Linked DNA regions of Homo sapiens: all the other regions are linked to region 3. Evidence: chromatin contacts called from ENCODE Hi-C or POLR2A ChIA-PET data. All regions are on one chromosome and are shown on one strand. Each heading gives the region's core, a stretch centred on a gene start or an enhancer-like site at or near the end of the contact. The rest is flanking DNA. Distances are from core to core; before and after follow the strand shown. Region 1 overlaps ANO10 (anoctamin 10). Region 2 has its middle 79 kb from the start of ABHD5. Region 3 holds the start of ANO10 (anoctamin 10).

Evidence for each region. A loop is a pair of places that touch in the nucleus more often than their neighbours do. ChIA-PET counts read pairs that join two places held with the same protein, here RNA polymerase II (POLR2A). Pooled maps may share reads with other maps.
Region 1: a map of CD8-positive, alpha-beta T cell shows a loop between it and region 3 (3-fold over the local background). The contact joins the enhancer-like site here to the promoter of ANO10 in region 3. A Hi-C loop is called at or near these places in 1 of 168 maps with a recorded cell type or tissue (CD8-positive, alpha-beta T cell) and 9 of 50 pooled maps. POLR2A ChIA-PET finds 5 or more read pairs at or near these places in 2 of 52 experiments (HepG2 and activated T-cell).
Region 2: a loop to region 3 is called in a map of gastrocnemius medialis, with 9 times the contacts of the local background. The contact joins the enhancer-like site here to the promoter of ANO10 in region 3. A Hi-C loop is called at or near these places in 16 of 168 maps with a recorded cell type or tissue (Calu3, PC-3, PC-9 and 12 more) and 26 of 50 pooled maps. POLR2A ChIA-PET finds 5 or more read pairs at or near these places in 2 of 52 experiments (BJ and activated T-cell).

The regions. Positions count from the first base shown.
Region 1 is chr3:43,377,571-43,381,421 of GRCh38, forward strand. All of the region lies in intron 12 of ANO10 (anoctamin 10), which reads right to left. Among named protein-coding and RNA genes, the nearest start is that of SNRK-AS1, 28 kb to the left of the region's middle. RefSeq lists a silencer at 607-901. Within about 2 kb of position 1,906, at least 7 of the 41 ENCODE cell types and tissues checked have a DNase peak (open chromatin) inside an H3K27ac peak, as active enhancers do.
Region 2 is chr3:43,767,867-43,771,433 of GRCh38, forward strand. No RefSeq gene overlaps it. Among named protein-coding and RNA genes, the nearest start is that of ABHD5, 79 kb to the left of the region's middle. RefSeq lists a silencer at 1,661-1,840 and an enhancer at 2,599-3,098. Within about 2 kb of position 2,250, at least 24 of the 41 ENCODE cell types and tissues checked have a DNase peak (open chromatin) inside an H3K27ac peak, as active enhancers do; they include PC-9, ascending aorta, dorsolateral prefrontal cortex and 4 more, where a contact is called at or near this core.
Region 3 is chr3:43,620,273-43,624,165 of GRCh38, forward strand. It overlaps ANO10 (anoctamin 10), which reads right to left and starts at 1,739. Exons shown (of 13, transcript NM_018075.5): 1 at 1,637-1,739. RefSeq lists a silencer at 1,453-1,952 and enhancers at 2,008-2,660, 2,661-3,313.

The sequences.
Region 1 (3,851 bases), core at 656-3,155, 240 kb before region 3:
ATAAGACCCAGAGAGGTCTGTGACCATCCAAGGCCAAGATGACCATCTAGCCAGCCCTCATCTTTGATCTGAGGTTCCATGTTGATAGCTAGAGAGCCAGGGCTCAGGTTCAGGCCAGAAGAGGAGGCGTGGCCAGGCCAGTGGACACCAAGCACAAGTGGCTGTTCCAAAGAAACCCCCGCAGGCTCCTTCAGTGAAAGCCATGGCTAGGTGACATTTACAGATCCAGGAATTGAAGCCTTGACAGTTTGGTTAGATCAAGGAATGACACAAAAGTTTAAAAGCCCAAAGAATAGGAATAAACACTCTAGAAATCAAAGAGTCTCTAAAAGGACCCTGAACTGGGGTGGCACAGTGGTGGCCATCTGAGAAAAGATGCCTTGGTGATCAGAGGTAATCCAGTGTCCAGCCTCCCACTGCAGTCCCGACTCATGGAGTATGAGGGGACACAATTTCACTGTCGCATGAGAAAGAAACTCAGTTTAGAAAGTTAAAGGATGAAGTAAGAGCCTACTAAATGAAATGCAGGAGACAGTCCACTGCCCACATCAGTTTCAACACAACTTAGTAAATATTACTCTTAACTATAAAGGGAGAACAACCTTTAATCTAAGAAAACACTGCCAGTGGCCACAAGGAAAGTGAAAGTGGGATGAGTAGGAGCAGCTGCCAAAGGGTGAGCTCCTTCTCTGCCCAGAAAAGCTCTGCACCCACTTTCTGCACACCTAGGAAGGTAAAGGAGGCACCCAGGCATCAAAGGACCCCTGGTGGTGGCAGAGGGGATTGGTTCCATTCTTAAGAAACACTAAGGCCATCACCAAGGTGAAAACAGATCCTTATGAAATGCAGCCACAACTGCAGACCGCAGAGAAAGTATAAATGTTTCCCATCACCTTTACAATCTTTCCCAGGGCAGTTTTCCCCACATCTGAACACTGTATGGCCCTTTGATAAATGCAAATATCTATATCTTCTATAATGTCATTTAAAATTTCAATATTACTATTATGAGTAAAACAAAATTGATAATTACAACATTATGATTTTTAAAACTCTATATCCCCTCACTGTACAAGAGATTACCATGTACCCTTCCCCCCAGAGCAGGGCCCTGTTCCTGGCCAGTTGAGAAGGGCTACCCCTGGGTGATGACGGCTGTGAGTCATCAGAATTGCAGGCACTAGGCACCCCTTCTATAGAGCCTGGGTAAAGCTGGAGCCAGGGATGGTTGACTTGACTATGCTTGATTTTTGTGTAGGAACAACACAGTAAGTGTTAGGCAGGGATTCTAGCCTTTATTCACTTGACATCATTTTCCCTCAGAAAAGTTAATTTTTACTCATTCCCACCTAGAAACCTCAACAAGCAGGATTAATTACTGCTTCTTCCCAACACCTTTCATTTCACTTTAATTTTCCATTACCTATATCCCTTCCTGAGTGGCAGTCCCTGTAACCAATACTGATCACTAAATACAGGTTGATGAAAACATCATTGAACATTCCTCACTGCTATGCTACAGGATCCTGAGCACACACGGCAGCCAGTCAATATTTTCGCAAATCTAGAACTCAAGTGACACAATGCTGTCCCAGTTGGTGACAAAAGGCCATCAAAACACATCTTGGGATACATACAGCACTGAACTACCAACAGACTGTCTTTCTTTTTCCTCCAGGTTACATATTTTAGTCGGGTACTGTTAGTAATTAATTGGATAATATTTAAAGCATATGTTTTTTATTAAAAATATTGAATGTGCTTTTGCAATTGGAGAACTTAGAAGAAGTGAGGAGTGAGCCCTGAACCTGAAAATGGCAAATAGAAGGAAGGACTAACTTGCAGCTTCCACTCAGGCAAACAGAGCAGTGTGTGGAGGCCCACATCGTGAACTTTTGCTCCAAGAACTACTGCAGGAACATACCAGGAAAGCCAAGAGAATCCACAGACCCTTTAAAGGAGATGGACTGCCTCCAGGCTCTGTGGGACAGCCAGGAACTGTGAGTCTGCTTGCTTTCTCAGCTGGGAGGCATGTAGCCTAGAGAAAGTTCTCAGCCCTGGAAATAAACTCAGCGCTGTTGTGGGGGCACGGTGGGAGGGAGACTGGCCTTTTGGGCTGTGGGCTGCATAGGAGCTGGGTGAGGGCTGTGGCTGCCAGCTTTCCCCAACTTCCCTGATGACCTGTGTGATACAGCAGAGGCAAGGTTGTTTAACACCCCCAAAAGATCACACTAGCTCACCAGCAATGGATCCAAACCAAGATCAAATCTCTGAATTGCCAGAAAAAGAATTCAGAAGGTTGACTATTAAGCCAATCAAGGAGGCACCAGAGAAAGGCGAAGTCCAACTTAAATAAATAAAAAACAAAATGATGCAGGATATGAATGGAAAAATCTCCAGTGAAATAGATAGCATAAATAAAAAACCATCACAACTTCTGGAAATTAAGGATGCACTTAGAGAACTGCAAAATGCACTGGAAGTCTCAGCAACAGAATCGAACCAACAGAAGACAGAATTTCAGAGCTCAAAGACAAGGCTTTCAAATTAACCCCATCTGACAAAGAAAAAGAATTTAAAAAAATTAACAAAGCCTCCGAGAAGTTTGGGATTATGTTAAACAACCAAACCTAAGAATAATTGGTGTTCTCAAGGAAGAAGAGAAATCTAAAAGTTTGGAAAACATATTTGAGGGAATAATTGAGGAAAACTTCTCCAGCATTGCTAGAAATCTAACATCCAAATACAAGAAGCTCAAAGAACACCTGGGAAATACATCACAAAAAGATTATCACTTAGGGACATAGTCATCAGGCTATCTAAGGTCAAGATGAAGGAAAGAATCTTAAGAGCTGGGAGGCAAATACATCAGGTAACCTACAAAGGAACCTATCAGATTAACCTATCAGATTAACAGCAGATTTCTCATCAGAAACCCTACAAGCTAGAAGGGATTGGGGTCCTATCTTTAGCCTCCTTAAACAAAACAATTGGCCAAGAATTTTGTGTCTACCGAAACTAAGCTTCATAAATGAAGGAAAGATACAGTCTTTTTCAGACAAACAAATGCTGAGAGAATTCGCCACTACCAAGCCAGCACTATAAAAACTGCTAAAAGGAGCTCTAAATCTTGAAACAAATCCTCAAAATACACCAAAATAGAACCTCCTTAAAGTATAAATCTCACAGGACCTATAAAACACCACCACAATGAAAAAAACAAGGCATTCAGGCAACAAATAGCATGTTGAATAGAATAGTACCTCACATCTCAATACTAACTGTATTAATCCGTTCTCACGCTGCTATGAAGAAGTGCCCAAGACTGGATAATTTACAAAGAAAAGAGGTTTAATTAACTCACATTTACGCATGGCCCAGGAAACATACAATCATGGCGGAAGGGGAAGCAAATACGTCCTTCTTCACATGGTGGCAGGAGAGAGAAGCGCCGAGCAAAGGGGTACAAGCCCCTTATAAAACCATCAGATCTCATGAGAACTCACCCGCCACCATGAGAAGAACAGCATGAGGGTAACCGCCCCCATGATTAAAACAGCTCCCACTGGGCCCTCCCATGACACATGGGGATTATGGAAACTACAATTCAAGATGAGATCTGGGCCAGGACATGGTCAACCCATGTCACTAATGTTGAATGTAAATGGCCTAAATGCTTCACTTAAAAGATACAGAATGGCAGAAGGGAAAAGAATTCACCAACCAAGTATCTGCTGCTGCCTTCAGGAGACTCACCTGACACATAAGAACTCACATAAACTTAAGGTAAAGGGGTGGAAAAAGATATTCCATGAAAATGGACACCAAAAGCAAGCAGGAGTAGCCAGTCT
Region 2 (3,567 bases), core at 1,000-3,499, 150 kb after region 3:
TGGTGCATGGCGGGCCCTTCCTCATCCTTCAGGTCTCACTCCAAGTATCAACTCCTTGCAGATGTCTTACCTGAACACCCTCTCATTTACTCTGTTACTTAACCCAATTGGAAATTATCATTTGCATTTGTTTACTTGTTTATTATCCACCTTTCCCTATTAGATTGTGAGTTTCATCAGGCAGAGCTGGGGCTGAGGGCAGAGACTGGAACTGCGTTATTGGTTGGTCACTGCCTCCCTCGTGCCTGGCATACGGCAGACTTGAATTAAAGATTCCTGGAAAAACAGAACAAATGAGCAAGTTTAATTGATTTTTCAGAGGCAATGGGTCATTAGATCGCCCTGGCATTGTCTAATAAATTCTCCTACCCTCTTTGACAACGTACAGAATTAGAATTAAGGTTTGTCCTTCAACCCCACCCCACTCAACACCTTTATCATTTGATAAAACATCTCAGTAGCTTGAGTGTATTTATCACACCTGCATTTATTCACAGTTCGATCTGAGAGCCCTTGTTAACTCCCTTAAAATATCTGATTGAATTTCATGTGGAAGCGAATGCCACAGATTAAATATATGTTGTGTTAAGAAGCTTCCCGTTTTATCACAGCCTGTGCACTGCCAGAAAAGCATTCTGCATGTTAATTAAGATAGCTGGGGGATTTTTTAAAGACTTCTTTTTCTCCCTTTAACTTTATAATGCATTCAGGGGAAGGGAACTAAGGCAACTATTTGCAAAGCTGTAAAAATCAGTGTCGAGTCAGATGGGTTGTGGGATCCCAGGGAGCTTCAGTGACGGGCCAGGGCACTGTCTGTGCATGTCAGCAGCAGGCTGAGTCTAGGAGCCGGCTGTGAAGGAGCTTGGAGAGGCTGAAGGGAGGAAGTTCTGACTTCTGACTTTAGTAGGAACAGTGCCCTTCTGGCTAAGGCTGGAATTTTGCCCAGGGAACAGTTAAGTAAGAGGTGGGGTGGGAAGTGATCAAATCCAAGAATCAAAGTGGACAAGATGAATTTGGATATGGAGAATGGAGAAATCTGACCTTCCTCCCAATTAGAATGTCAGTGTAGCCAGGACTGTGTGGCAAGACCAAGAGGGGGCTGCAGATGCCTGCTTTAGCTGCTGCTAAGATGCCAGCACATTGGCCCTGCTAATGGGCCCAAATTCAGAAGTGACATGAATAAAACATGGATTCTGAAGTTCTTCAGACCTGGATTAAAATCCTGGCTTAGACACTTGTCACTTACTAGATCTCATTTTCCTCACCTGTGAGATGTGCATAGGGACACTGCTAGGTTCAGAGACCCTGGGTACAGCTGGCACATGGCAGGCTGTTAGCATATGGCACTTACTGCTGTTACATAAGAACCTGTGTCCACCTCCTGCTGTCAGGCACTTTGCAGCACCCAGCTGTTTGGTCACCTTTTCACCTCCCTTCACCTCTGTTCTAGTCTTGGCTCACCCTTCAAATACAACTGGCCCCTTACGTCGGGTGACCTAGAGAGTAGTCCCTGCCACTTGCACAATCCCAGTAAGCTCTAGTTAGGAAAATACCCTCATCCAAGTAGTTCCAGAATAACACTGCTGTTTGTTTGGGACTCCCTGACCCATAGCTTAGGAATCATGCATGCGCTGGGGTGACACTAAGAGCAACAAGATGTCCATCGGGAACCACTGCAGTTCCTCCGCCTCCCTTGGCACCGTGCCCTGGGACTGAGTTTGATTGCAGCGCCTTTCCCAGCTGTGACCAGCAGGGGGCGGCTCCTCTCTCTCGTGTCCCTTTCCAGTATCCTGGTAGGGTTCGTTCCCTCCCCAGCCCACTCAGGCCTCCTCCCGGGCTCCGCCTCTCGGGCTCCCTGAGACACGGCCCCGGCTCCTTCCGCCTTCCTTGGAGGAGGCTTGCAGACCTGCAGGGCGGGGCCTGACTGAGAGCGGGGCGGGATCTCCTTCCGGGCTGGGGAACAGATGCCCTGGCGTCCTTGGCACTGGGTTGGCTGGTCCCTCTCCGTCCTGGCTCCATTCCAAGCACGGCAGGCCCCGGGAGGGGCCCAGGCTGCTCCTTTTTCCAGCCAGGACAGAAAAGCATCAAGGAACTCTCGGTCATGAGACACGCCCGTCAGAGAGGAGGCACATTCCAGGAATGACATATGCCCTGAAATGTCATATGCTCTGAGGAGGTGACACTCCCCAATGGGTGACACAGCCCACAAAGGGGACATGGCCCACAAAGAGGTGACATGACCCACAGGGGTCACATGCTCCACAGAGGTGACATACTCCACAGAGGTGACCTGGCCCACAAAGGTGACATGGCCCACAGAGGTGACACAAGCCACAGAGGTGACACAGACCACAGAGGTGACACACTCCACAGAGGTGACACAGGCCACAGAGGTGACACACTCCACAGAGGTGACCTGGCCCACAGAGGTGACATGCTCCACAGAGGTGGTATGCTTCACAAAGGTGATATGGCCCTCAGGGACACACTCCACAGAGATGATCCGGTGCACAGAGGTGACATACTTCACAGAGGCAACCCGGCCCACACAACAACTGTGTCTCAACCATACTAGACACCTCAGGTATCAGAACCTTTCCATGGCACAGCAGGCCATGGAGCAGGCACTGCAGTGTTCGCCCTACAAACCCGGCGACTCAGTTCCAAGACCCTGCAGTCCAGAGAGCAGCTCAGAGGCAACGGGCCGAGGCCAGCCCAGCCGTTTTGCCTAAAGGTGGCTGCCAACCCTGGGGCCCTCAGCCTGGGCCTCCTGTGTCTCTGACCTCCTGCCTATAGAAGTCTGTTGCTCTTGCAAGGCCAGTAGGTAGACAGAGACAAGCATCAGTGAGAGGAAGAGTCATTTATGATTTATGAATAATGAACTAATTTAATCCTGGGTTTCTCTTGTGCCTCCCATTTAGTAATTTGTTCCATTTCTTAATGGCTCGAGTTCTTTATCAGGCTGTGACAGAGGCGAGTGGTGAGTCATCACACTGGGGATCAGGAGGGTGACCTAGATATTGGCACTGGGAAAGCAGTCCTGAGAGACGAGCATCAGCTCCACCCTCCACTCCCTCTCCACTGTGGGCAGCTCTGCGTTGGCACAGCTCCTATCTCTGCATCAAAGTGGCAGGAAGAGGTGGCCGTTCAGTGGAGGTGGGTGTGGCTGGGGCTTGTCTGAAGCTGTGGTTCCACAGCAAGCCCCTTGCTTGTGCTTAGATTGGACATCAGGGGAGAAGATGGAGAAGACTGGGGTCTAGCCCCACTACACAGCTGCATTGAGAGGGAGACAAGACTTTGGCGTCAGGCCACTTGGGCTAAAATCCTGGCTGCCACCTCTGTCTTTGTGACCCTGGGTGCATTGCTTTACCGCTCAGAGCCAAGAAAAGATGCTTCCAACAGTGAAGGCTGTCACCTCTATCCTCACGCTGCTGTCTGGTTTCTTGAACCTGTTATTTCTTTTCTTTTTATTACACACAAGTATATTGAGGCTTTGGAAGGTTAAACACCTTAACGAAGAGAGCAGGAGAGTGGTCTGTGTACAGAGGAGGGGAGAGTGGAACCTGA
Region 3 (3,893 bases), core at 489-2,988:
AAAATGTAAGGTGGAAAGAAAAAGCAAAAGTATGAAGTAATATAACAATATTACCCCAATTAGGTAACAATACTACCCTAATTTTGTGTACATTCATATACACAAAAATACAAAAATTAGGAAGAAATGCATCAAAATGTTATTACATGTGGCAAAACTACAGATTTTAATTTTCATCCTTATAATTTTCTCTGTCTTCCAAGTTGTCTACAATGAAAAAAGTTGGCCAGCACAGTGGCTCACGTCTGTAATCCCAGCACTTTGGGAGGCCGAGGTGGGAGGATTACCTGAGGTCAGGAGTTCAAGACCAGCCTGGCCAACATGGTGGAACCCCATCTCTACTAAAAACACAAAAATTAGCCGGGCATGGTGGCAGGCGCCTATAATCCCAGCTACTCGGGAGAATCGCTTGAACCCGAGAGGCGGAGGTTGCAGTGAGCAGACATTGTGCCACTGCACTCCAGCCTGAGCGACAGAGCAAGACTCCGTCTCAAAAAAAACAAAAAGAAAAAAGTTTCAGTGGGTTTAAGTGCATTTACACACTTCAATTTATCAAGACTTTTCTATGCCCTTCCATTATTTTAGATCTTTCAAATTTCATTCATCTGCAACTCTACGATTCTTTCAGCAACAGCTGTTCAGAACAGATGATTTACTTTCCATAGCGAATTTTAAACTGTTTATCATGCAGAATGGGCCCTTAGAAAACATCTAGTCCTCTAGATTTGTATGACTTTAAATTAAAAGTAGACACTACAAAGTGGATTTAACCGCTTTAAACCCCACAGGATTAGATTTAAACTCCGCAGGATTTAAGGCAATATGATACAACTGTGTCTTGAGTCTGAATAAACCTCAGCTGCACTTTTTAAGTCTGGGATCTCCATACACCGTCCTGCTGGAATATAAGGTTTTACAGAAGGCAGCGCACACCAATGCTGGTGCTGTGAAGGCACCCACAAAATCAGACGCTGCCTATAGGGGAGAACCCCATTCCATCCACGTTTCTCAGGTGTCCCAGGCACTAGCCAGACAGGTATCTATTATTTAAACTGTACAGTATGTCCCAGTCAAAAGCCTGGAAACTCAGTCACCTCGATGTGAGCATTATCCTGCAAGCCCGCTCCGGCCAAACCTGCTTGGAGACAGCCTAGTCCGCCCTGATCCCCGGACTGCCCGGGAAGCAAGAACCCCGGGACCCGCGAGCTGACCCTTCTAAAAACCACCCTTCACTCCGCTCCGCCGACCACCCCACTCACTGCCTCCTTCCCCAAAGCGCTGAGGCCCCCAACATCCTCCATCCTGACTTCACCAGCCCCAAATTTCCGCCTCACCGCCTTTCTCTCAGGACTCAAACCCTCGCCCCAGACCCATAATCCCCTCCACAAACCTCTCCCCTCCCCTGCGACCGCCGCTCCCCGCAACACCTTCACTCGTCCCTGCCCCCACAGCCCCCGCGCCCATCCTGGTCCCACTTCCCATCCCCAGGGGTGCTGGCACCGGGAGGCGGCCCGGGAACGCAGGGCGGCGACCAGGCGGAGCTCCTGGAGCCTGCAGCGGCCGGGGCTCTGTGGCTGCAAGGGGCCGGGCTCTGCTGCGGACAGCTGGGGGGTCCGAGGTGCCCTCCCCGACTCACCAGCCGCCGCAGCGCTCCACGTCTTCGGAGGCGGGTCCGAGAGCCGGCGAGAACCGGAGGCCGGGCGAAAGAGTGCTCGGTGCGGGGGGCGGGCCAGGCCAGTGGGGCGGGCGCCGCCGAGCGCTGGGCGTGGCGGACGCGGCGGGGCCTAGATGCGGTCACACGCAGGGGGGCGGGGCCGCGGCGGGAGAGGCGGGGCCTCACTGGGCGGTAGCTCCGGGAGGGGCGGAACTGCGGTGGGAGGGGCGGGGCCTCACTGGGCGATCGTAGTGGACGAGAACCTAGACTGGAACCGGTCCGAAGAAAAAAAGGCAGCCCTCATTGGGCTGTCGCCTGGAACAGGAGACCAGGCCGGGAGAAAGGGAGGGGCGTGCCTAACGTACTGTACCACCCATCGAAATCCGGACGGCAGCGGGAGAGGCGCGGCCGAGAAGGCAGAGGCCTGGTTGGGCTGTCACTCCGAGCCGGGGCGGCATGTGGCTGGGCTCTCCAACCGCGAGCGGTCGGGGCAGGGGAAAGGAATACGCCCCTTCACATTTCCCTCTTCCATCTCTTAAAGACCAGAACCTAATTTTCTGGTCACTTTCAGGTATAAGAACAAGTCTCATTTTAACTGTAGCTCACTTTCAAGTTGTGAAAAACGCAGATCCTTTTATAATTAAAACCTAACATCCAACCACAGCCAAATCCCAAAACCCTTGCTCCTCCTAGAAATCGCCAGACACCTTTCCACCTCCAGGCTCAGAGTCTGCCCCAGCCATTCCTTCTGCCCAGAAAGCTCTTCCCTCGGTTGGCTGCTTGGCTCACTTCCTCACCTCCCTCAGTGTTTGCTGGGCTCTCACTTTCTCCCTGAGGCCCTTTCTGACCATCCTACTTAATACCTGTTCTCATCTGCTCCTCACCCCACCATTTCCTTACCTGCTCTCCTATTTCTTCTGTCCACCACACTTTTTGACTTTTTGTTGTTGTTGTTTTGAGATAGAGCCTCGCAATGTCACCCAGGCTGGAGTGCAGTGGCGCAGTCTCGGCTCACTGCAACCTCCGCCTCCCGGGTTCAAGCGATTCTCCTGCCTCAGCCTCCTGAGTAGCTGGGATTACAGGCGCGCACCATCATGCCCAGCTAATTTTTGTATTTTTTGTAGAGACAGGGTTTCACTATGTTGGCCAGGCTGGTCTAGAACTCCTGACCTCAGGTGATCCGCCTGCCTCGGTTTCCCAAAGTGCTGGGATTACAGGCGTGAGCCACCGCGCCCTGCCGGCTTTAAGTGTTTTTAGTTACCCAGGGTCTACCACAGTCTGAAAATAGGTGAGGCCAGAACAATAAGATATTTGGAGAGAGAGAGAGAGACCATATTCACCTTTTATTACAGTCTATTTTTATAATTGTTCTATTTTATTATTATTCATTGTTGTTAATCCCTTACTGTACCTAATTTATAAATGAAACTTTATCATAGTATGTATGTATGTGTAGGAAAAAACATAGTATACATAGAGTTTTATACTATCCTCAGTTTCAAGCATCCACTGTGGATCTTGGAATGTATCTCCCACAGATAATGGAGGATTACCAGCCCCAATGTTTAGAACAGTGTTAGGTCCATAGCAGACAAGCAATAATTCTGAAATGAAAAATTTAAAAAATGAATGAACACTTTCTGCCTCCATACATCCAGCTTTGGCCAGATCAATGCCTCAACAAACTGCAGTGCGGAGAAGGCTGGTCTGTTCTTTACTCCCCACCCTTCTCTGGGTCTTCCAGGTTCCAGGCAGGAGGCAGGGAAACTAAAAGAAAGGAGCAGAAGACTCGTTACTTGGTAGGAGCAGTTTGTCATTCTTTCTAGTCCTCCGATGCTATCATGGCAGCTCACAACATTATTAACCAGTTTTTGTGCAGCTATCTTTTTGTAGGTCCTGTGTGGTTATGTTCAGAAGTTCTCTCTTTCTTCTGAAAATCAGGACAAATTATTTATGAACTTCAATAAGTTTAGACATGAATTACTCCTTAGACTTTTGTTTTTAAATTGTACTCTTCTTATCTTCTCATCCTAGAACGCACGGCCATCCTCCATATAATTTCATTTTCTTATATTTATGTGGCTGGAGGAATTAGGAAGAAAAATGAATGGAAATATAAAAGTCATTTTCTCTTGTATAATCTTATTTCATCTCCACAATTAACAAATTAAAACTTTCTGTTAAGTATAGCAAATTGTTGGACAGCATAAATGGCAAACCTGAGTTAATGACATAGATC